2 separate regions of the Homo sapiens genome follow, and region 1 is linked to region 2. A link is a loop called in an ENCODE intact Hi-C map of the cell type or tissue named here. Cell type or tissue: dorsolateral prefrontal cortex. All regions are shown on one strand. Links, peaks and the distances in the headings refer to the core of each region. The heading gives the core; the rest is flanking DNA.

What was found. A loop is a pair of places that touch in the nucleus more often than their neighbours do. Peaks named below come from ENCODE experiments on the same cell type or tissue, not always from the same donor. Only the 100,000 strongest peaks of a DNase experiment are listed, where the experiment ranks them.
Region 1: a loop joins it to region 2, with 4 times the contacts of the local background. A loop is called at or near these places in 14 of 110 quality-filtered maps.

Annotation. Positions count from the first base shown.
Region 1 is chr17:33,517,110-33,525,441 of GRCh38, forward strand. It overlaps a transcript of ASIC2 not described here. Among named protein-coding and RNA genes, the nearest start is that of ASIC2-AS1, 38 kb to the right of the region's middle. In dorsolateral prefrontal cortex, for the core only: CTCF peaks have their summits at 3,494 (motif pointing right), 3,694, 4,850 (motif pointing left) and 5,049 (motif pointing left); DNase peaks (open chromatin) are centred at 3,512, 4,855, 5,706 and 6,562; H3K27ac peaks cover 1,406 bases.
Region 2 is chr17:33,653,043-33,661,374 of GRCh38, forward strand. It overlaps a transcript of ASIC2 not described here. Among named protein-coding and RNA genes, the nearest start is that of ASIC2-AS1, 98 kb to the left of the region's middle. In dorsolateral prefrontal cortex, for the core only: no CTCF peak of the experiment used is centred there; a DNase peak (open chromatin) is centred at 4,286.

The sequences.
Region 1 (8,332 bases), core at 212-8,211, 140 kb before region 2:
GCTGCATATTATTATTATTATTTTGAGACAGAGTCTCGTTCTGTTGCCCAGGCTGGAGTGCAGTGGCGCGATCTCAGCTCACTGCAATCTCTGTCTCCCAGGTTCAAGTGATTCTCCTGCCTCAGCCTCCTGCGTAGCTGGGATTACAGGCATGCACCACCATGCCTGGCTAGTTTTTGTATGTTTAGTAGAGATGGAGTTTCACCATGTTGGCCAGGCTGGTCTCAAACTCCTGACCTCAAGTGATCGACCCACCTCGGCCTCCCAAAGTGCTGGGATTACAGGCGCGAGCCATGGCATCTGGCCTTTTGCTGCGTATTAAATTACCCTACACCTTAGCAATTTATAACAAATGGTTTCTGTGGGTCAGGAGTTGGGAGTAGCCTAGCGGAGTGATTCTAGCCGAGGTCTCTTGTGAGGTTGCAGTCAAGATGCCAGCTGGGGGCTGCAGTATTTGAAGACTTAACTGGGGTTGGAGAATCTACTCTGAGGGTCAATGCACACAAGTGAGAGAGCACTCAAGCCAGAGGCCACAGTCTTTTAAAATGCATAATACAGGAAGGGGAACATCACACACCGGGGCCTGTTGTGGGGTTGGGGGAGGGGGGAGGGATAGCATTAGGAGATATACCAAATGTTAAATGACGAGTTAATGGGTGCAGCACACCAACATGGCACATGTATACATATGTAACAAACCTGCACGTTGTGCACATGTACCCTAAAACTTAAAGCATAATAAAAAAATAAAATAAAATACATAATAATCACTTCCTTCATAGGTCGCCTAGACCAAGCCTGTTGCAATGTGGGTGGGAACTACACAAGGAGGAAGAACCATGTGTTGGAGTGTAACGACCGCAGGCTGCATGCTGGGAGCTGGCCTGGAAGTCCAGAGAGGGCACCCAGTCCTGATCCCAGCCTCTGATCATCATCCTCTTGAACACAAATATCTATTTGCCCCTCTGATGTGCAGGAACAGTGCAAGAGATGAGTGTCATCCTGGCCTCTTTTTGATTTTTTTGGAGAAGGGCTAATAGAAAATGTCCTCTTGGCTATCAGTCCTGAGCTCCTCAATAACGCCTGAACTCTGTAGAAATTTGGAAATTGAAACCTAAGAGTAAGCTCTAGAAACAGATACCTCCAGGATGTGAGCTTATTTTTGATAGCCATGGCGTTTGAAGCCAATGGAAGTGCGGGCGAAGGAGAGACTGAGAAATGCTGCCCACGTGGGCTCTGAAAAAGGCTAAGGTTGGTGGAGTCCCAGCCCCTGCATGATGTGGCAGGGGGCAAGGCCAAACTTGCCATCAGCTGGAGCTGACTTCCTGAGGGAGGCAGCAGGTGCAGTGGGCTGGGGCACCATGAGCACTAAGCTCCATCAGATCTGGGTGGGTTCCTTTCCTGCTTCCATTTGCCGTGTGGCCTCCACCAGCTGTTCTCTCCCTGGGGCCTCAGTTTACCCATCCATAAAATGAATTGGTTGGACTGATACACTACTTATGAGGCTTTTAAAAAACAATAGCACCTTCATTTTCCAAATTACACCTTACAACAAATAAAGTGAATACAATGTTACTGCCTCATTACAATATATGAGATAATATTATGAAAGCTAATATGCAAGAATAAATGCTTAGTGTGTTCCTAAAGCTGTTCTTAAATGCTTTGGACACATTAACTGATTTAATCCCACAGTGGCCCTGTGAGATAACTACTCTTTTTTTTTTTTGAGATGGAGTCTCGCTCTGTCACCCAGGCTGGAGTACAGTGGCGTGATCTCGGCTCACTGCAAGCTCCGCCTTCCGGGTTCACGCCATTCTCCTGCCTCAGCCTCCCGAGTAGCTGGGACTACAGGCGCCCGCCACTGCGTCCAGCTAATTTTTTGTATTTTCAGTAGAGACGGGGTTTCACCATGTTGGCCAGGATGGTCTCGATCTCCTGACCTCGTGATCCGCCCGCCTCGGCCTCCCAAAGTGCTGGGATTACAGGCGTGAGCCACCGCGCCGGGCCGATAACTACTCTTTTTAATCATCATCCCATTTTACAGAGGAGGCAGCCACAGCACAGAGAGGTGAAGTAGCTTACCCAAGGTCACACGGCTTGTAAGTGACTTGAACTCATGGAGGGAGGCCATAAGGCCTTGCTCTTGGCCCTTCCGTTATACAAATAGAAGCAGAGCGGCTCTGGTGGAAGTGAGGGAGGAATGCTGGAAGCCGCCCAGCTTGTTACCCTTCTCCTTTCCTCTCTTTCCACTGAGCACCCCCTTAAACACAGTTGGCCTCGGGCTTGTGGGGCAGCTTTTGAGCTCTGACATTTGACGAGCTATGACCCCCGTATTTCTCTACCTAGGCTTTGCAAACACATGCACCTGAACCATCTGGGATGCTTTATTCAAATCTGGATTTCTATGCCACTTTCCAGGTTCATGGGATCAGACTCTCTGGGTAGAGTCCAGGAGTCTCCATGTTAATCAGCGCACAAGTGGGTCTCGGCTCACTGTCATGGAAAAACTGCTGCATTTTGAGCAGGTAGGCAGCTTAATCACCACCACTGGGCTTGGAAAGGACTGGATTTAGCACTTTCCTTAGGGAGGAGGAGGAGGCCTCCTTAAGGAAGGTCTTTTTAAGGAGAGTGGGAATAATCTCTGTGCCCAGGCACTGCTAGACCGTCTGTCAAACTTGACCTCACTTCAGGCCACCCACGCAGGTTGCTGTAACCGAGAGTGAGCCAGGAACTTCAACTGACCAAGAGCAAAGCCTGGGTCGTGGTCACTGTGACATTCCAGGCCACAGTTAATCAGCACATCTGTGAATGCACCAGGTGATTTCAGAACATTTTTTATGCTTCAGAGAGAAAACAATTTTTATGACTGTTCAGTACAGCCCAGGAATCAGAGAAACAAATGCTGTTAAACATTCATGTGTTAATTATTGCCATTCCTTGCTATTCCTACCATCCAAGAGCTGATTATGAGCAGAGGGTATCTTTGCAACGAGAATTCTGGCTTATTGTGGCCCCTCCCCAGGGGCCTCTTTGGCTGTTAGATTTGGGGGAGGGTCATTAATAAATGCATTGTAGTCACAGGGTAATAATCCTGTTGTGATTAGAAGTATAGCTGTTCTACTTGAAGAAACACTGTCCAGGCAGAAAGGAATGAACAAGGATACGGGACAGAAAGACAGGGTCAGTGGGGAAGCATGAAAATCACTCGCGAATTCATTCTTGTGTCTGCACCTGCAGAACATACGCTCTTTGGCCAGTGTTTGTCACAGCTACACCATGCTCTAGCATTTACTCAGAGGAATACCTGGTCCAGTGGTTAACTGGGAGGTTGTATTAATTAGTATGCCTAACTATGTCCAACACACGAGGAGCTGGAAGGATAGTTTGGTGAATGGCCACCTGGGATTAATCACCCAGTCCAGTACAGTCGTATTAATTTGGTGCCCAGCAATGTTCAGCACACAAGGAGCCTCAGGAGGGACAGTTTGGAGAGAGACCACGAGAGGGCGGCAGTGAGCCCACAGTCTGGCTGATCCCCTTACCCACGGACAGGGCCCCTCTTGGGGCTATGAAGGGTGGAGGAGCAAGTGAGCGGCCCCAAAGCTTAAAACTTTATTTGCTTCACAGCAAATGTATCCCTGGGCCTCACCTGTGTTCCTGTCTTGGAGTTCTGAGATAGCAGGGAGTTCTGTTTCTGGGAATCTGCCTCTTCCCCAGGGGGAAATGACAAAGGGTATTTTGAAATTGACATTCAGGCCCTGGGGTTAAGCCTGTGGAACCAGCAGGCTAGGGGATGCTTGCCTCACCTGCCTGGGTGTGTGGGTGCTGGAATCATGTTGGACTACTTTGGAAAAGCAAAAACTTCGAAGAGAAGGTACTGATGTTGGCATTGCTGGCTTATGGCAGCCAGGAGTCTGAATAATAATAATTATTATTATTATTTCATAACAGGCAGGCAGGAATTCTACAGACAAGGTTCAATAACCTCAAGGCAGTCTCGTGGCGAACTGGCAGATTAGGTCTCGGGACTTGGGACTCAGGCTGGGCTGGGTCCACACAGCACTTTGCCTCTTGCGGGAGAAGTAGCAAATAAAGGCCTCTGGAGCTGGGTAAGCAGGGGCTCAACACTGTCGTCGGCCAAGGGGTATCTTTTGAAGGATGCAAATTAGCTGAAATTGAATGAATTATTTGGCTCTGCAGGGGGAGGTGGGAGGTAAAGAGGGCCCCTGGATAATGCGCCTGCCACTCGGGGCCAGCCTTGCTGACAGTTATTCACTCTGAGTGTGGCACACAGGGACACAAGAGGTACAGCAGCCATGGTGACTGTAGGGCAGGGATGGCCCAGTTCTGATGCGGCCAACGCCCCCGAAGTCCTGGAGACAGAAGTAGCCACATGACCAAGGAGTCAGTCTCTCCCAGTGGGTACACAGAGCAGGGTGCACAGCCCAGCTGGGGTCCCGTGAGAGCCTGCTGAGAGTCTGGCAGAGATGGGCAAGGAAGATGTTGGATCCGACTGGCAGAGCTGGAGGGACTGTTGAGAATCTTCTAGTCTACAGTGCGGGTGGATTTGAGTTCTGGGAGGGGAAGGAATTGCTCAAGTCACGTAACCTGATGGCACTGCTAGGACTGGAGCCCAGCATTCATGCCCCACGGTCATCATCTACCCTCAAAGGCCATACCTTGCAAAACCTCATCCCCGCTCCTCAGAACCCTGATGTGGGGCCTCTGAAGACACCTGACAAGAGGGGACCCAGGCTGTTCCTCTGGGTGTGCATGGCAGGCAGGCCCCTTCCCCCATCACCTGGCACCTAGGCGGGCAGGGAGGCCCTCTGGCAACTGCGGGCAGTGTGGTTCAGCCAGGGCTAGGGGGCCCTCTGCTGGGCAGCCGCTGCCTGGCCTATGGGATAGCTGAGCAAAGCCAGCTGGCTGGGTGGGTTCCGGGGCTGCATAGAGGAGCATCCTGTCAGGAAGGGTCAGGGATGGCAAAATTCTGACCCATGGCACTTCTTTGTCAGTCCCCCCACTCCTTCCTGTCACTGCTGTCCCTACCAGGCAGCCTTGTGCCCTCTGCTCAGTACCCCCTCGTGGGCTCCCCACCAGCCCCCCAAACCTCCAGTCCTATCTGCTCCCCATTCTAGCTCCTGCTAATATGATATTGAATCTTAAAGGGTCAATGAATTATTTCCCCCGTTCCTGAAGGCCTACATTTGCAGAGCATTCGGACTCCTCTGAGAAACCGAGTCTTCCCTGCAGGAGTGAGCTGAAGGCCCACCGGCTCCTGCTGTGGGCTGAGGCCCACCTGTGGGGGGCCCTGAGGTGTCTTTGTAGGGGCAGCGGCTTGGCAGTAGTTCTGACCATGGTTGGAATCCTGCCCCTTTCTAGTTCTTTGACTTTGAGCAACTCACTAAACTTCTCTGACCCTCTGTTTCCTCATCTGTGAAATAGGAACAGTAATTCCCGTCTCCCAGAATTGCCTTGGGTGCTAAGTGAGAGGACGCAGTAAAGAGTCCCTCACAGGACTCAGTGACTATCAGTTTCTTTCATTGAGATTTTCAGTTTTCTCATCTGTGGAATAAGAATTCTTGTCTGCCCTAGATTATAACTTTGAAAATCCAAGTGTTTTGAAAATCCAAGTGTTAGTTTTATTTGCGGTGCCATGAATTCCCACAAGAACAGACACACGAGAGCGCCACCTCCAGTGCAGACACAGACACTGAAGCCGTGTGGCATCGCAATATCCCTGAAAACTGCCTCCCGCTCTGCACCGTGCAGTCCTGGGGCTGCCCAGAACAAAGGCCAGGGCAACCCCTGGCTCCCCCTACCCCACCCACCGCAAGCCCAAGAGAGATCAGCACATGATCAAGCCAGGTTGCAGGAAGGAAAGTGATCTACACAGCAAGTGGGTGACAAGAAGTGTCAGGACACCCATCTTCTGAGCTGGGCCTCAATCTTCTTTTTGCAGATTCTTCTGTCTTAAGGAAAAGACCCTTCTCTTTTCTCTTCGTTCTGTGATGAAGGACCCTAGTTCTGAGGTCAAATTCCAGCAATGGACTCACTGTCTTTGTCATCTTGGTAAAGTACTCAGCCCCTCTGAAACTTTGTTTCTTGATTTCTAAAATGAGGATCACAAAGCCATCTTTATTTTTTATGTATTTACTTTTTGAGATGGAGTCTCACTCTGTTGCCCAGGCTGGAGTGCAGTGACACCATCTGGGCTCACTGCAACCTCCTACTCCCAGATTTAAGCAATTCTCGTGCCTCAGCCTCCCGAGTAGCTGGAATTACAGGCACCTACCACCACATCCAGCTAATTGTTTTGTATTTATAGTAGAGATGGAGTTTCACCATATTGCCCAGGCTAGTCTCGAACTCCTGGCCTCAAGTGATCCACCCACCGGGACTCCCAAAGTACTGGGATTGCAGGCGTGAACCACTGTGCCCGGCTAGGATCATAAAACCTCCTGCAGAGGGTTGCTTAGAGGTTTAAGTAGCATAATGCATTCCTGGCTCCTAGCACAGGGCTTGGCTTCTGGCAGGTTCCCCTTCCCATGTGAACACTGACTCAGAAAATGACACTTTCCCGTTGTTATAAATAATCTCGAAGACACCCAGTTCTGTGCTCTGTCTCTGTGCTTGGAAAGGCCCTCTGTGCTCACTCTACCAACTAGTCATCTACTCACGGCTGATGTAGCTCCAGGGAGGGGAAGCTCACCCTTCACTGGGCTGCAATCTCAGAACAGCTGGGACGGAGGGGAAGTTCCTGCTCTCATGATGTAAGTGCTGTCTCCATGCAGTTCTCATCCATAGCATAGCCTCAGGAAATTGATCTAATCTTGCTCTAAATCAACTCTTCGGATGACCCCTGGGCCTTCTTGTCTCTTTCAGTCATACACTCAGGGGTCAGCCTCAACCTTCTCCAGCTCCTCTCAGCTTTGAGCAGGTATCTTTCACTTTCAGGAGCAACTCAGCATGCCCCTGGGCCAATGCTGGTGTCCTAGTCTGGCTGGGCTCAGGAGTTTCTCTCACCATCCCCAGGCTCAGCCTCTGAGATTCTGCCCAGTTCTTGCTAATCCCTGCCTCCAAATTCTTTGCCCTCCAGTCAGAATGTGCTGATATACCGTTGTTGGGTTCCTTATATAGAGACACTGTGCATAGAATCCCCTTTTTAGCCTTCCCAGTACATCGTCAGGGTAAGTATTATTATTCCCATTTCACAGAGGAGGAAATGAAGCCTCTGAGAGATTGGCTGACTTGCCCAAGATTGCATAGCCAGCAAATTGTGAACCAGAAGTGGGAGCTTGGTCTCTTTGATTGGAGTTGAGAGAATGAGTTCTCCCCATACAGGTATGATGGAAATGAGAATTTATGTAAAACAAGAAAGGTGGTCTTTTACCAGTATTGTTTCTGTATGTTCTGGGTGAAGTGTAGACTCATTCGGAGGTGTGCACTGGGAGGGGGTGTCACAGCTTGTTAGGTGTATATGCATATGGCTAACGAGGATGGTGGGGAGGTGCTGGCTTGGTGTGGCAGCTTAGCTGAGTTGGGTCATGCTGCTGCTCACGAGAATGAGGTCCCCAGTTTGAGTCCCTCCACCTCCATCCACTCACCTGCCTCCCAAGTGTTATTTATTTGTTTGTTTATTTAGAGACAGGGTCTCATTATGTTGCCCAGACTGGCCTTGAACTCTTGTCCTCAAGTGATCCTCCTGCCTCAGCCTCCCAAGTAGTAGAGACTACAGGTGCACATTACAGCGCTGGGCTTCCTCCCAGATGTATTTAACTTAGTCATAAGTGAGTCCAGCTGAGAGTGTAGACAGTGCCTAGGGAGCCCAGCAGCTCCCTTGGGAATGTGATTCCAGGGCACAGGAAAGGCCAAAGGTCCTTGTGACCCTCAAAGTCTATCTTCATTATACCTACAATATGAATCCCAGTCTCTTCTGTTCCCCCATCACCGATACCTGTGTCATTCCTGTCTCTGTGCTCTTATTCTTGACGTTCCCTCTACTTGGGCTGCCTTCCCCTCACTGAGTCCTGTAGTCAGCCTCAGTCATGTGCATGGAACAGGAGGGCATGCTGGCTGAGTTGTGTGCCTACATGGCTAGACTGCGCAACACTTCCTAGCATTCCCTGCCACCAGGTCTTTCTGAGTAGGGCGGACACGAGAGAGTCATGTGGGAGGTGTGGAGGGCAGAGTGAAGCAGCCCCTTTGTAGCTCACATATCTTGTCGCTTAGCTGCTGGCTGTTTGTGTGAGGCTACCACTCCACCACCCCTTGGAAATATCTACAGCTTCTCTGCCTCCTGGCCAGATGAGTGAGCTTTGTTCTGTGA
Region 2 (8,332 bases), core at 206-8,205:
TAAAAAAGATAATAATATATTTGACCCTCAAGGGTGTTATAAAGATAAAGTGCTGGACTACAAAAGGCTTTACACGCTAAGCTTTATTCGAATGGCTGGAACCATTGTCGTGATTTCCAGGGTAAAGGAAACTGGAGATCCAGATAGCGGAGAAGAGCTTGCTGGCCTTCTTCCCTGTTCTCTATTGGCAAAGGGGCTGCCTTTAGATTTCTGCTCTGACACCACGTAATCAGTGAGGCCTCCCTAACTATGGCATTTACAATAGCATCATCCCACCCTGGCACCTCTCCTATCTCCTTTCTGTCCTTCAGTATTTATCATCATTTGACCACACTGTTTTTTGGGGATGATTACATAAAACAATGTATAACACATCTAAAAATTTTAGGAGCTCAGCACATATTATTTACTGGGGTAGAGGGAACTCTTTCTCCATGCAATTTAAAAATGCTCAACTGGTGTAGTCTCCTGGAATGAGTATTTTGCCCTCAGCCTCACAGAACAGAAGCTAGGTCAATTACACCTTCTTGTCTGCCTGGCTCCAGGCCAGTCAATGATCTCCCATCTCAGGCATTTGGTATTGTTCTTTTGTTAGTTTCTAAAGTTCCAGTTTCCCAGAAGCTTAAGGAAGCAATGGATTGCTTTGGCCACCTTCCTGGTCTTTTAATTAGGAAGTATTTGCTTCATTTCAGAACTTGTGATATAGAAGAAGAAACATGGAATCTGGAACCCCCCAGAGCTGAGATCAGGACTTAGTTCTACCACTTATGATCTGTAAATATTGTTATTATTACTTAAAAATGTGATAACTAAGGGATATATATTTCCTGATATATGCAGGCATTGTACAGGACAATCTGTGTACATAATCTCATTTGTTCCTTTAAACAACCCAGAAAGGCAAACATTATATTCTTTTTGCAGATGAGGAGACTGAAGTTTAGAAAGTGAAAAAGTTGGAGCTGATCTCAGGTCCATCAAAATCCATGGATGCAGTTCTTTCTACTATATTTAACATACTCAGTGAACCTCATTTTTCTCATCTACAAAATGGATCTATCAATATTTGTCTCATAGAGGTACTGTAATGATAAAGTAAGGTGCTGTCTGGCTAGAACAAGGTACTTAGTAGGAGCTGGAGCTGTGCAGAATCTCTCTTCCTTCCCCCAATCCCTGAAGGAAAGTGAGCATATCAAAAGAGCTCACTAGAGCTTTTAGTTGAGAGCACAGAGGTCAAGAGGAGACCAATAATTTGCAGAAGCAGAAGTGAAGATCAACATTTTTCCTCTTTAACAGAAACTCTGAGCAGCTGTTTCTCCCCTAAGCACATCTGAACTGGATAAGGATTGACCAGGAGGCCTTTGTAGCTCTGTGCTTGGCTTCTTGGCTCTGAGCCTTAATCAATAACCTACTCCTGATCTGTAAGACATAAAATCTCAAGGAGTGACACACTTTCCTTCTTCAAAATAGTTCTTGGAATTCCCATGGTCTAGCAATGTGATGTCAGATGATGAGATAGGCCTGGGAGGCAAAGGCAACATTATTTATAGACACCATTGTGTATAACATCTTTGTATCTCTTAGAGTCTTGAAGCCAATGTGCTTGGCACAATTAGCTGGCTTTGATTTGGGACCCAGAGCTCTCAGACTAAAACTACTCCCAAGTTTACTAGAAATAAGTCCACACTAAATGAAGTACAATTCAGAAGAAGTAGGGAATGTGGTAAAACAGGCCACTAAGAAGCTCTACAGGATGCTAAGCCAGCCATAGAATGAGTTTTTCTTGGTCAAAAAGAAGATGGCTTGGCTGGCACCATGGCTCATGCCTATAAATCCTGGCACTTTGGAAGGCTGAGGTGGGAGGTTCGCTTGAGACCAGGAGTTTGAGATCAGCCTGGGCAACAGAATGAGACCCATCTCTATAACAAATAAAACAACAAAAAAAGAAGACCTCCTAAGTCTTGAAAAAGCAGTCTTGGACAGTGTCTTGACTGGCTCTTCTCTCAATCCCCCACTAGATCCACCACACCCCATACACTGGGACAAGTGGTAGCCCTTTTAGAATAGTTTTCTGGCTCCTTACTGATTCCACCTTCATCACAGTGTTGTCAAAGAACCAGACAGACCTGGTGCCTCGGGAAAGCCCTTCTGCTCTACAGACCTCAATTAAGCCTACCTGTAAAACTGGAATAATTTCGTTGCCTTGGAGATTACTGTGAGAGTTAGGTCTCTAAAGCACCTGGCACAATGCCTTGCACATGGTCATTGCTTCCTGTTTCTCCTCCAGTTTTCCCCACCAGTTTCTCAATTCCTAATGCCAGAAATCCCAGAAGTCTGTCTGGGCTATTGCTCTGATTCAGATTCATCCACCTTCCTAGATGTTGAAGAATGGTCTGCCCACTGCATTCCTTCTAGCTGCCATTGCAATTAATCTGTGCCAATTTCCTACCCACCCCTGCTCCAAACACTGACACTGCAATCTCTGATTTGCTCTTGGGCTTCACAGTCTTGCTTGTCTATCTTGGGCTAACAACTCCATCTGAACATTCTTGAATTGCTTGACTGTTCCAGGAGGCCCTGTCCCTTAATTACCCTGTCTAATCCATCCTGTTCAGATCTGAGTTTGACTCTGCAAGGCTGCACCTCTATTTTGGGAATGATTACTGCTATGATGGTTGATTCTATTTTTCTATTTTTCATGTCCAATAAATAGAGTAATGATGAACCATGATGCAATAAATTGAATATTGAGTGTTCTTTCTATTCAGTCCCCATGTAGAAAAAAATCTTAATGAGTTCTCTATATCTATCATGAAGAGAGAGAAGTTTTCTTCCTTTTAAGCTTCTCAAGTTGGGTTGGAGATTTAACTCAGTGATCTCATTCCTGTTTCAGAAGTGTTAACACTTCTGAGTTTTGGGGGGATAGTATTATTATATATGTTTTCTCTTGTTTGCTTTTAGAGGCAGCATGGCATAGTGGAAGTAGAAAGGGCCCTTAGGATATCTGTAACATTTACCCCAGAAGAGCCAGTCATGAGAGTCTTCCCTAGAAACTAAACCTGAGAGGGAAGGAGAAAGAAGAAAAAAGGCTTTATGCTCAGAGAAGCTCATAATCATATTATGGGATTATAGCAAAAAAACAAACAAACCAGAAATGACTTAAATCTTCAACAATAAGATAAAGGTTAAGTAAAGAACATATAATCTCCAAAAAGAGAGAGAGAGAGGAAGGAGGGAGAGAGAAAGAGAATCAGATTGACACCAGACTTTTTATAAATGACATGAAGACCATGTTAATGGAAATAAGGTAATAGGCTCAATTCTTACATTAAAGCATCAGCTTCTTGGCTTGCTTGTATCTCTAAGTATGTCCTTGTCCCCCAACATTGCAAATGGCCTAAGACCAACACGTTCCTATTTCTGGAACAGAACTCAAAGCATGTCTGCCAGGGTCCCCCTCAGCAAGTCTGAAGTATGCCCACTGCACTTAGTGGGTATCTCCAAACCTGCCTGAAAACCTCTGCTCTGAGGCTTTCCATATGCTGCTCTCTCCATCAGGAATATGCTCTCTATTCCTTCTTCAAGTCTCATTTTAGAGGTCTTTTCCTCCAGGAAGGCCTCCTGGAACCTCCAAGCCTGTGTCTTGTGTTCCCCCTCTGTGTTTTCATAACACCCCATGTTCCCCTATGGTGGGTCTTTATCCCCTCCTGAGTTATAATCATCTGTTTACTTACTTGTTTCTCTAACAAGCTTATTTTCCATGGGGCCAAAACCCTAGACAAATTCTCTTTTCAATAACCCCGAGTGTTGCTGAAATCAAAAGGCTATGAAGAAGCAGAAGTCTTGTGAAGGTGTTGTTGGGAAAGAGAATTGTTCAGATATGGGTAAGCCACTGAAAAGTGTCTTGATGGTTCATCTGAACATGGGCTGAGAACCTGAAGCAGATACAGAAAGCAAGATGACCATGCTGGAACAATGAGGACAGGGAGGATGGGCAGAGTGGCTAGGGAGAAGGAGGTCTTGGATGAACATCTGAGATAGAAAATGCCCCTCTGGCGGCTCATGTGTGCTCTCCTGATCACATGCTCTGACATGGCAGGCCCCAGCCCATTCTCCTTACGAACGACACTTGCTGGGAATCCCTACTGGGCACACACAACCCAGTCTACAAGATAGAGTGGTCCAAACCCCCCATCCTGGGCTGTGGTGCTTGGAAGATGCAACACACCGACTGGCTACGCTGCAGTTACTGCATCTTTCTGGCTGGCTGGCAAGCAAACTTCCCACTGCCTTTCTCCCCAGGCCTGACCCCATTATGACAATGGAGCCATTGTTCTGAACAGGGGCCATGAGGCAGCTGGGACTGGCCGACCCTATGCTGGCTCCTCACATCTCAGAAGTCAAGCCCTCAGACAGATCAAGGAAAGTGATAAAATTCAGTGGGAAGCAGGACAGAGTATTGGGGGTCCTGAGCCAGCTTCTTCCTCTCAGTTCTGTATCGTGATGGGAATGAATAATCACCCCAATTACAGAGCAACCTGAAGGAGACAAAATCACTTAACTAAATGAGGTGCTTGGGGAATGGAAGGTGGGAGCAGTCTGCAACGATTTTGGCAGAAACTTCTGGGCCAGCTCCCCCGAAAGCTTATATGAAAACAAGCAATATGATTATCAGAGCTCCAAGTCAGCTGCCTCAGACACCTTTGGCAGTTTCTAAAAAAAAAAAAAAAAAAAAAAGTCTGCTGCATAATTGTCATCTCCAGGATGTTTAGAAAAGGGAACACTGGATTAAACTTAGTTGGAATCCAACAGCGATCTAATAAAGGCATGATCAGAATATAGGGAGGTGTGCTCAAGTTAATTAGAGCCTGGGGGAAGTGTGGGCTTGGCTGTCTTCTTCCAACAACTCCTCAGGGATATAATTAGCTCCTACTACTTGGGACACATGCCCTCTGCCTACTACAATAAGCCAGTCCAGAGAAGCAAACCATGACAAAGACTTTGGGCTGAAGGCTTGCCTAGCCCTCACCTGAGGCCTCACCTGAGCCTGCTATTCCATCTCATACATGCTGCTCAGAGCCTGGGCTTCCATCTGGGCTCAGTCCAATTTGCTACTCCTTAGAAGTGGCCTGAGCCCAGAGCACAGTGAAAAGCAAGACAAGACAACTAAATCTGATACTAAACCAGAGAGGGACAGAGGCCCCTGCACTCATCAGAAGGCCGGATGATCTTGAGTGAGCCAGGAAGCGAAGCATAGGAATCCAAATTCCTTTTGGCCAATGGGGAAAGTTTGTGCAGTCCTCCTTCAGGAGGTGTTAGTGTGTGGTTTAAAAAAAGCCTTTCAGACATTGATTCTGTCCATTTTCTGTTACTGCACCTAAGGCAGCAGTTTGCTCTGGAATGGGAGAGCAGGCATGTGTCTTGGTCTCTTGGGGCTCCTCATACTGGGTAGTTTGTAAACAACAGAAATTTAGTGCTCACAGTTCTACAGGCTGGAAAGTCCAAGACCAGGGCACTGGCAGATTCTGTGTCTGGTGAGGGCCTGTTGCTCGTAGATGGTGACTTCTTGTTGTGTCTGCACACGGTGGAAGGGGCAAAAGGGCTCCCTCAAGTGCCTTTATAAGTGCATGCATCCCATTCACCTCCCAATCCTCTCCTAAAGGCCCCACCTTGGCTGGAGCTGCGGCTCACACCTGTAATCCCAGTGCTTTGGGAGGCTGAGGTGGACGGATCTTTTGAGGCCAGTAGTTTGAGACCAGCCTGGCCAACACAGTGAAAACCCACCTCTACCAAAAATATATTTTTTTAAAATTAGCCAGCCATGGTAGTTGGCACCTGTAATCCTAGCTACTCGGGAGGCTGAGGCAAGAGAATTGCTTGAACCTGGGAGGCGGAGGTTGCAGTGAGCTGAGATCGCGCCACTGCACTCCAACCTGGGCAACAGAGTGAGACTCTTGTCTCAAAAATAAAAATAAAATAATTTTTTAAAAAAGCCCTACCTCTTAATCCCATCACAATAGGGAATAGATTTCAACGTGAATTTCGGAGGAACGCACACACTCAGACCACAGCAGCACGCAGGGCGGAGGGTCCTAGTGTGGACACCAGGAAGACTGTGGCTGGCCACTCAGCCGGGGAATATTCCTGTCTTGTCTCTCACCTCTGCAGTTCCTTGAAGCATATCATTACATTACGGTTGCTTTGCCTGACTCGAGATCCTCAAACCCAACCCCTCCACTCCAGTTCCTTCTTAGTACAGTCCTGAGCCACTTAACAATGACAGGTATATGTTCTGAGAAATCTGTCATTAGGCGACTTTATCATTGTGCAGACATCAGAGAGTGTGCTTACAAAGCCTCCGTGGTACAGCCGACCACACGCCCAGGCTATGTGGGAGAACCTATTGCTCCTAGGCCACAAACCTGTACATTATGCGACTGTCCTCAATACTGTAGGCAATTGTAACACAATGGTAAGGGTTTGTGTATCTGAACAAAGAAAAGATACAGTAAAGATATAGCATAAATGATTAAAAATGATACACCTGGCGGGGCGCGGTGGCTCACGCCTGTAATCCCAGCTCTTTGGGAGGCCGAGGCAGGCAGATCACTAGGTCAAGAGATGGAGACCATCCTGGCCAACATGGTGAAACCCCATCTCTACTAAAAAAATACAAAAAATTAGCCGGGCGAGGTGGCAGGCGCCTGTAGTCCCAGCTACTGGGGAGGCTGAGGCAGGAGAATGGCGTGAACCCAGGAGGCGAAGCTTGCAGTGAGCCGAGATCGCGCCACTGCACTCCAGCCTGGGTGACAGAGCGAGACTCTGTCTCAAATAAATAAATAAATAAATAAATAAATAAATAAATAAATAAATAAAATAAAAATAAAAATAAATAGCTGGGCGTGTTGGCGCACGCCTATAGTCCCAGCTACTCAGGAGGCTGAGGCAGGAGGATTGCTTGAACCCGGGAGGAGGAGGTTGCAGTGATCCAAGATCGTGCCACTGCACTCCAGCCTGGCGACAGAGTGAGACTCTGTCGCAAAAAACAAAACGAAACAAAAATGATACACCCCTATAGGGCACTTAGCATGATTGGATCTCGCAGGACTAGAAGCTGCTCTGGTTGAGTCAGTGAGTGAGTGATGAGTGAATGTGAAGGCCTAGGACATTCCTGTACACTCTTGTAGACTCTATAAACACTGTCCACTTATGCTACATCAAATTTACAAAAAACTATTTTTCTTTCTTCAACAATAAATTAACCTTAGCTTATTGTAATGTTTTGGCTTTCTAAACTTTTTAATTAAAAAAAAATGACTCTTGTAGTAGCACTTAGCTTAAAACACAAACACATTGTACAGCTGTAGGAAAATATTTTCTTTATATTCTTATTCTATAAGCTTTTTTCTGTTTTTAAAATTATTTATTATTTTTACTTTTTAAGGATTTTTGTTAAAAATGGTGTACAATTAACTTTCTTTTTTAATAAGTAGGAGTACACTCTAAAATAATGATGAAAAGCATAGTATAATAAATACATAAACCAGTAGCACAGTCATTTATTAAATATTATTTACTGTACATAATTGTATGTGCTGTGCTTTTACCTGACTGGCAGCATGGTAGGTTTGTTTACACCAGCATCGTCACAAACATGTGTGTCCCGTGCTGCGCTATGATACCACATCAGTAGGTGACAAGGATTTTTCACCTCTGTTAGACTCTTACGGAACCACTGTCGTTAATGCGGTCCATCATGGACTGAAACGTCGTTATGCGGCCCATGACTGTATTCCTGAACTTTGCCCTCCCACTGCACCCACACGTTGAGAGCTGCACGGCACTTCTCAGCCCACAAGCCCACTTTCCATGCACCAAGCCCACCCCACCTTACACTTGGCCCCTGGCTCCTTAACCTTGAGCTCAGCCTCCATCTTAAGGTTTCACCAAGCTGCCCTTCACTATCCGGTCTGTTGGAGATTTTCCAGCTAGACTCTGCTAGCCACGCTCTGACTCTGTTTGACCCAGCTCCCGGGGAGAAGCCAAGCCGACTCCCTTCCACTCCCTCTGCCCCCGCTGCTGTCTTACACAGCCGTACCTTCCTTTCCTTTGCCCCCTCTCTTGGCTGGTGCTGAGCCACATTTAGCACCAGCCTCCAAGAGCAAGCACCCTGTGCTAACTTGGGCTCGTGTCTCGCAAGCTACCACCCTGATCTTAGAAACCCGAAGCTCAGAAAATAGTTCCTATCTTATGTGCGTTATACTCTTCAAGAAGGTAGTTCGTTTTGCATCGTGGAAGGAGCACTAAACTAGGAGTTTAAAGACTTGGATCC